Regions from separate parts of the Homo sapiens genome. Here region 1 is linked to region 2. The links are chromatin contacts, found by Hi-C or POLR2A ChIA-PET in ENCODE. All regions are on one chromosome and are shown on one strand. The core of a region is the stretch at or near the end of the contact, and the rest is flanking DNA. Distances in the headings are between cores, read along the strand shown. Region 1 overlaps PIEZO2 (piezo type mechanosensitive ion channel component 2). Region 2 overlaps PIEZO2 (piezo type mechanosensitive ion channel component 2).

Region 1 (4,055 bases), core at 970-3,469, 87 kb after region 2:
TGTCAAAGATTTAGGAAAAGCACAGCTCAGGTTTATTCATTCATCATCTAACAAATATTTATTGATCACCCACTATGGTTATAGCTACTGTTCTAATGCTGGGGATATGGTAGCTTAAAAACAAACAAACAAAAAATTTAAATCCTTGCTCTCAAGGAGTGTTCTATAATGTGGAAAACATATAAAAACAAGCATGATAATATTCTAATGGTAATACTTACTTACTAAGAAAACATCAATCCAAAATATAAAAATGAAATATTGGAGTTCTCTGTACTTAAAATTTTATATAAGTTATGATAAAATGGAAGTGGAAATGTGAAAAATATAGTAGAGATCTTCTTACATGGTACCCCTGTGTTAGCAGATGTTCTTCTCATACACAGGGCTCCTGTTTCAGCAGATATCTTCCTCATAACATGGAGCTTTTGTTTTGGGGTCAGTTTACTTCCAAAGCGTGCACTCTCTAAAGTTGTTTACACAGAACTGAAATGTTATAATAAGCAGATTGAAGCAAAACACTAAAATACAAGCACTTTATTCTAGTGGCTGCATGATGACACCTCTCACCTCAGAATCTTCAGATAACAGGTAACCAAGAAAGAAAACATCTAGACCAGATTCAAGGACTACAGGCCTCCCAGACAGGCCATGCCAATAGCTGTCTCCTTGCTCTCTTGCTCTTCTGTTTTCGTTTTCCTACCTGAGCCCAACCTCGATTGCTCTTCCTAAAGTCCTTTTTGTCAATGGAGATTAAGGCTGATCTTGATATGAATGTAATTTGGCTTGAGTTTTAGAAACTCTTTCTGTTTAAACCCACAATTTCAATTCCAGCACAAAATACAATTAAAGGAAACTTTTGTTCTCCTGGAGCTGTTCAAGTAAAGCGACCCCCACATCTCTCTCGGCTTTCCTTTGCCTCCTCTTTCTTCCTTTTGTGCCCCTCTTTCTTCTCCTACTCTCATCTCTTCTTTCTTTCTACTTCCTCCTCCTTTTCCCTATTCCCTTTGTTTCCTTCTATGTATTGACTGGCAGCAATTTTTGATGTATTATCTAAAGTGCAAGAATAATTTTAATGAACCCAGAAAATATATTCAATCTCCTGAAGTTTATACTTTTCTGGGGAGATCAAGGAAAACATTACTAACATCAGAGAGAAATGAGAGAAGAAGGCCTTGCATTCTGAGTTCTCTGTTCTCTTTAGCGTCAGATGCTTCTCATGCGTTGCTTCAGGTCCTCCTGGTCTCCCCTGTCTCTGGGACCTGTGGCCACTTGCTTCTGCCACAGCCATCACCATGGCAACCAGTCCCAAAAGTGGACTGCAGTGGACTTCGAGTGCCGCCATCACTCTAGCTCAGCCCTTTTTCTTCTCCCTTCCCCTCCTCCCTCTTCTTCTCATCATTATTGTCCATCTATGAAGGATTCCCTTACCCACATAAATATGCAGAGACACCATCAATGTAGAATATTTCAAAAAGTCAACATCACAGGATGCAAGATCAACATACCAAAATAAATTGTATTTCTACATATTGGCAATCAACAATTGGAAATAGCTTTTTTAACAAAATGTTATGTACAATAATACAAAAAATACTTTGATATAAATCTAAAAACAATGCAAGACCCATATGCTGCAGAAATAAATGAAACAAACCCTAAATAAATGCAGAGATACATTGTGTTCATGGATTGGAAGACTCACTGTTGTTAAAATGTCCTTTCTCTCTAAACTGATCTATAGGTTCAACACAATTCTAGTCAGAATCCCAGCAGGATATTTTTGTAGAAATCAACAAGCTGACTCTAAAATATATATGGAAAAAAAACTACAATAGCCAAAGTAATTTTGAAAATGAAAAATAAAAATTTGAAGATTTACACTATCTGATTTCAAGACTGAGTTATATAGTGTAAGGCCTAAAATTTCACAGGCTGTCTTATATTTTTAAGCCTCAAGGGACCCTAAAGGCCATATTGTGAGTTCCCTGCTTTCAGCAGATGTGACCCTGTGCTGAACCAGCTGCACACCACCTGGTCCTCAATCTGACAGACTTCAGTTCCCTGCCAGCCGCAAATCATTAAAACAAGGCAGTATCGTCCTCACATAGTAACCAGGGGCACCCTGTGCTGTTGATATTCAAAGCCTGCCTCTCTCTTGCTGCCCCTGCTTGTTCATCTGTTCCCAAGTGCACCCCGGTGTGGCCCTGTGTGGTGTGCAGTGTCCTCCCGCAGGACCATGAGTAGATGTGGGTAATAAAATGCTGCCCATCTATCTGCCCAGTGTTGCGATGTGTTCAACCATCTCATTCTGTTTAGGGCAGTGGATGCCTTCCTCACTAATGAGGTGAATACGAGGTCATCATAGCACTATAAAACCACAGTAATCAAGCCAGTTTGCTATTGGTGAAGGAAAAAAAGAGTACAGAAATAGACCCACATGTATGTGCACGGCCACTTGATTTTCCATAGAGATACAAATTCAATTTTGTGAAGAAAGAATACACTTTTCAACAATAGTGTTTTTTTATATTAAAAAAAGAACTTAAATTCTTAATTTGCTCCATATACAAAAATTAATTAACTCAAAACAAATCATAAACCTAAATGCAAAGATTGAAACCATAAAACTCTTGCAAAAAATATAGGAGAAAATGTTTGTAATCTTGGGTTAGGGAAGGGCAAAGTTTTCTTAAATACAACATCAAAATCACAACTCATAAGAGAAAAAACTGATAAATTACACTTCATCAAAATGAAGAACTTCTGCTCTTCAAAATCCAGTGTTAATACAATAAAAAGGCAAGCCACAAATTGGAATAAAGTATTTACAAACTATATATCTGATTAAGGACTTGTATCCAGTATTTATGAAGAACTCTTAAAACTCAATACTAAGGAAACATCTCATTTTTTTTAATGGGCAAAATTTTTGAATAGACACTTTACCAAAGAAGATATACAGATGATGAATAAACACATTAAAAGATGTTTAACATCACAGTCATTAGGTAAGTGCAAGTTAAAAACCGGAGATGACTACTATATACTTCTTAGAATGAAAAAAAGAAGGAAGGAAGGAGGGAGGGAGGGATGGAGGGAGGGATGAAAGGAAGGAAGGAAGGAAGGGAAGGCATTCCAAATGCTGAGGAAATATGGAGATGTAGAACACTTGGAATTCAAATACATTTCTGGCGGGAATGTACAATTATATAGACACTTTGAAAAATAATCTTCCAACATATTATAAATTTGACCATATACTTACTATTCAGTCCAGGAATCCCACTGGGTGATATTTCCTCCGGTGAAGTGAAAATTTGACTTTAAAATTTTAAGCAAATGTTTAAAGCAGGTTTATTCGTCATTGCCCCAACTGGAAGCAACTTCAATGTCTTTCAGCAAACTTGGTCCCTGGATGGACTACACAGGTCAACAATAGAAAGCAACAAACTATGGGTACATGCAAGAGCATCTCAATTCAGCATTATGTTAAGTGAATTCAGACAGTATCAGAATGCTACATACTATATGATTATATTTACAATAATTAGTGAAACTGTAAGGGTAGAAAGTGCATCATTGCTCACCATGGGGTGGAGGATCAGGGGAGTGGCTGACTACAATGACCATGGAGAATTTGGTGGGCTGATGGAACTTTACATTTTGACAGTAGTGGTAGTTAAATGACTGTATGGATTTGTAAGAAATTGAGAAATTATACATGCAAAAATTTTACTCTGTGTAACTTATAATCTAATAAGAAAAAAAATGATTTAAAAAGAGCCAGCGACCACAGTGGTAACACATTGGAATTTTCCTCTCACTGTTTCACTGTTTGTTTTGGGGGCTCTACTGAAGAGTAGAGAGATCAGAGCAGTAGATTCTGGTTTTGCTGTACCACTAAGCAGCCACAGGTTCTCAAGATCATGATGACTTTCCCCAAGAGCTATTGTGGAGGCCAAATCAGATAATGTTTCAGAGACAGTTTCACAATATAAGAAGCCCTATACTTGACAAAGTACAGTTATAATTATGTATAATATTTGGCAGTG
Region 2 (3,893 bases), core at 1,133-3,632:
ACGTGGGACATTTATACCAAAATATTGAATTATTCATTTGTATTTGAAGTTGAAATTTAAATGTATGTGCTGTATTTTATTGTCTAATCTGGTAACCCTAATAATCATACATATATGTTCTGTGAGTGTGTGTGTGTGTGTGTGTGTGTGTGTGCGTTTAAAGGGAGGAGATATTTCCTCTTTTTTCAAATCACCATTTGCTTGGCTCAGTTTGGGCTCCATAAGATAAGCATTTGTAGACTCCAGTCTTCAATTTAATGCAAAAGTTGATCTACTCTACCAAGTGTTCATTTATACAGACATCATACGTTAACAACAAAACATACTAGAAATTTGATCAGGCTGGGATTATGGTTAGCCAATTAGACTTGTATCTGGAGTACCCCTCCTTTCTATGGCCAAACAATTTTTTTGGATAATATATTTTTGTCTTTAGAACCAAATTACTGATAAAACCAATAATTATCCTCAGATTCTTCTTTGAAGAAGTATTTTCTGTATCTCATTTAACCATAAATTTAATTCAACTTGGAAGGTTGATTAGCATCCCTGAATTATTTTATTAGCTTGAGTTACATACTGACATTTTACAATCTACTTAATGTGCTATGGATTTTATTTCTGGCATTTCTTTTCCTGCCCCCCAAAGGTGTATGACATCTGAGCAAATCTGAGACCAAGCATGCCCATCTGGTGACAATGACGATTGCCTTTCTAATGGGTAGCCTCCTCTCAGGCACTGAGATGCAGTAGCATGTAGGATGGAAAGAGTCCACATCTGTGGACAGGTCACCCTGTTCTCTAACCTCAGCTTTCCACCCTGCCTCCCACCACAGCGAGTCTAGCTCAGACAGCATTATCTCAGGGCATCATTGTTTTGCAGACAAGAAACCGACACTGGTCACTGGTGATGTTTATTCATTCACTGTTTTGATTGATGAAGTAGTCAAACTTCCTCTTCCCACACTAGCTATCTAAAATGTGGCCACACAAGGGTCAGAGAGGACTGTGTGTATGAAGTGCACATGGCCATCCCCAGCCTGCAGGCCTGCGTGGGTGGGGTGGGATCTGACCCTGTGTGACTGAGCTGTGACAGCTGCTCCTGGCTCCTCATAGCAGCCCTCCTCCTGAGACTGTGGGGACGAGGGCTAGATCTCAGATCCAGGGTCTGTCCTCTGAGAAGTCATCTTTACAGGCGGATTTCTTAGTGTTTTTCATTGGCAGAGGCAGGCTTTTCCTTGTGTGACCTCAATGAAAGTATATTTGATCATCCTTAGAGGAGATGACTAGAAGGTACTCCATATTGTCTCTCCCCAGAACACTGCTGAGAGGCAGCATTTTTACCAGAGAGATGATTTGGCCTTCAGCAAGTAATCTGAAATAGAAATGATGGATAGAAGACGCTAGCCAACCAGGAGCTCAGAGAAGATGGTCATCTAGACAGAGATACCTGGGGCATGGCAGTCATGGAGAAGAGTCACTGTCACTCTTTCTGCTCAGTCCTAGAGATAGTTTTCAATGCCACTGCATTTTGCCCTAAGTGGTAATATAGATACTGAATGAATGGATGTTACTCTGCTGGAGATTTCAATAAAGAGGTAGTAAGTAGGTTCCTTGTTGGGTTTTACTCAATTTTCCAAATTTGTATAGCATTTACATTCATTTACATTTTTATAAGTTGTCGTTAAGCAGCAATAGTTTGTATTTTTTTTACATTAAGAAGAACCATACAAATTGACATCGTAGAAAAATGATGAAAAAATGTAGTGTAAACACAAAAGACCACAGATGTGGAGAGATAATATGGTAAAATAAACAATGAGTAACATCATGATGTCCTTCAGTTCCAGCTATTTAGTATAAAAACCCACTGACCTTTACAAACAATGAAAGTGACTGTGTGGAGTACAGGATGGATTCTATAGGGCTGTTTTTGCTTTGAAATCATGCCTTTGTCTATTCATGAACTCGAGGCTGAACTTCCAAGGCCACTCTTTCCTCCAATCTGCACAGACTTTCACAGCTTCTGAGCTCGGTGTTTAATTTCTCTTTCTCTTTATCCTTAGGGCTCTTGATTAAATTTGGGAACTTGTGAATTATGTAGTCCCATCTACTTAGCAGCTGGAGGGCAGCTTCTCTGAACTTTGAATTTTGCATATTTTGCAGATATTAATACATGACTGTTTAGGGTTCCCTGGCAGATTATTCCAAAAACTTTTGGGCAGTGATGAGAACAGTTTAATTTGAAGACAAACCATTTCATAGTTCGGGTTTTAGAATTCGTCTTTTCTCCCACCTGCCTTGGACTGTCCGTTTTCAGAGGATGCCCTAACTTTCCAGGTTGTGTGCCTGGTCTCACCCAGAGAAAGGGTTCTGCTTCCACCAGAGGGAGCTGTTTTGTAGAAAACAGTTCAATGTGGCATTTCAAGGACTTTCGGACCATTCCCACTCACCCCATTTAATTGGCCTCATTCCTAATTTTTCTAGAAAAATTAAAATAATTTTAACTGATCTTTTATTTTAAGTGTTATTTGAGGTTTGAATTGTGAAAAAGTAAGAATGTTTTTCAGAAAGGAGACTAATGGAATCCAACTTCATGAAAATCAAATTTATTGGGAAGAAAAGTGGCACTAAGAACTGACTTAATGTGAAACCAAAATACACTTTTTTCGCCCACATTGAGGATAATTATGGGGACGAGGACCAAAAGATAGGAGGAATGATTTCAGAAAGAGACGTCTCTACTCTGGGTACAAATGCACCTAATATGCAGGTACATAGATCATATTAGAATATGTATTTTCTATATGAATGATACAATCCTGAAAATTACGTAACATTCACATTCCCAGCCAAGTACTTCTGTGCTATTGTTCAAAAACAGCAACAAAACATCCCCTTATGTAGCTAATTTAATTATACCACAGAATTGCTTTACTTATCAATAGTGAAGATGACAGTTAAAACCCTGATTATGTTCTGATCAATTTAGTCATTACCTCCTCAACCTTTATTGGATATTTTCTTAGTTAGGACTTAAGATATAAAGAAAAATAAATAAAATAATGTCTCTAAACTCAAGGAGTTCAAAATTTAATTCTGAGGTTATATTTAGAAACAGTGCTAAAGGAGTAAGCGTAAGGTGTCAATAATAATAATAGAAGAAATAGCTAAAATGTATTGTTCTAAAAGGGAAGAGAATGGACTTCTTCTGGACTTGTTGAAGAGCAACTACTGAAAATTCTGATTTTGGTTTGACATAGCTGATATGAAGCCTTTTTTTTTTTTCAGATGGTATTTAGCCAACAAGAACTCTATGATTTTTGAGGCTTTTCCTGAAAAGTTAAAGCAGGTTCATGTCATCTGTAGAGGTGTATATTTGACTTTCTGGACTACAGTTTATCCAAGGCTGTTCCAACTTGTATAGCTCTCATTTAAAAAGCAGAGTCTGTGTGTCTATACGGGGTGGGGAGGGTTGGAGAGGTTAATGCAGTTGTATTTCCTTTTCGTAAGAATGCATCAGGAAGCTAAATCCTTGAAGGGATCTTAAAATATCAAGTATTTTAGCTTATTTTGCTAGTTTTTAATTCTGAGAGTGGTGATGAAAAGGGGAAGAAATTTTGTGTGTGTGTGTGTGTGTGTGTGTGTGCCTATTTAAAATAGATTCAACTTAAGAAGTGAAGTTATATAGGTTAATAGGATGACATATATAATCATCCAATCAACCAATAAAGATATAGGATAATATATGTCATCCCATTGACCTATATAACCTCACTTCTTAAGTTGGATCTATTACATGTGGATCATATATATATGTTAGTTATATGACACATATAGTTATATATATGTCAGTTAGAGGAGAGTGAGAAAGGAGTATTCAGGATATTTGC

The links. Hi-C counts contacts between places; a loop is a spot of excess contacts on that map. ChIA-PET counts read pairs that join two places held with the same protein, here RNA polymerase II (POLR2A). Pooled maps may share reads with other maps.
Region 1: a map of GM12878 shows a loop between it and region 2 (5-fold over the local background). The contact joins two enhancer-like sites. A Hi-C loop is called at or near these places in 3 of 168 maps with a recorded cell type or tissue (GM12878, MCF 10A and OCI-LY7), 26 of 37 single-sample maps with no recorded cell type and 7 of 50 pooled maps. POLR2A ChIA-PET finds 5 or more read pairs at or near these places in 3 of 52 experiments (GM10248, GM12878 and OCI-LY7).

Annotation. Positions count from the first base shown.
Region 1 is chr18:10,951,940-10,955,994 of GRCh38, reverse strand. All of the region lies in intron 3 of PIEZO2 (piezo type mechanosensitive ion channel component 2), which reads left to right. Among named protein-coding and RNA genes, the nearest start is that of MIR6788, 190 kb to the right of the region's middle. RefSeq lists an enhancer at 3,848-3,997. Within about 2 kb of position 2,219, at least 2 of the 41 ENCODE cell types and tissues checked have a DNase peak (open chromatin) inside an H3K27ac peak, as active enhancers do; they include GM12878, where a contact is called at or near this core.
Region 2 is chr18:11,039,505-11,043,397 of GRCh38, reverse strand. All of the region lies in intron 2 of PIEZO2 (piezo type mechanosensitive ion channel component 2), which reads left to right. Among named protein-coding and RNA genes, the nearest start is that of PIEZO2, 110 kb to the left of the region's middle. Within about 2 kb of position 2,382, at least 3 of the 41 ENCODE cell types and tissues checked have a DNase peak (open chromatin) inside an H3K27ac peak, as active enhancers do; they include GM12878, where a contact is called at or near this core.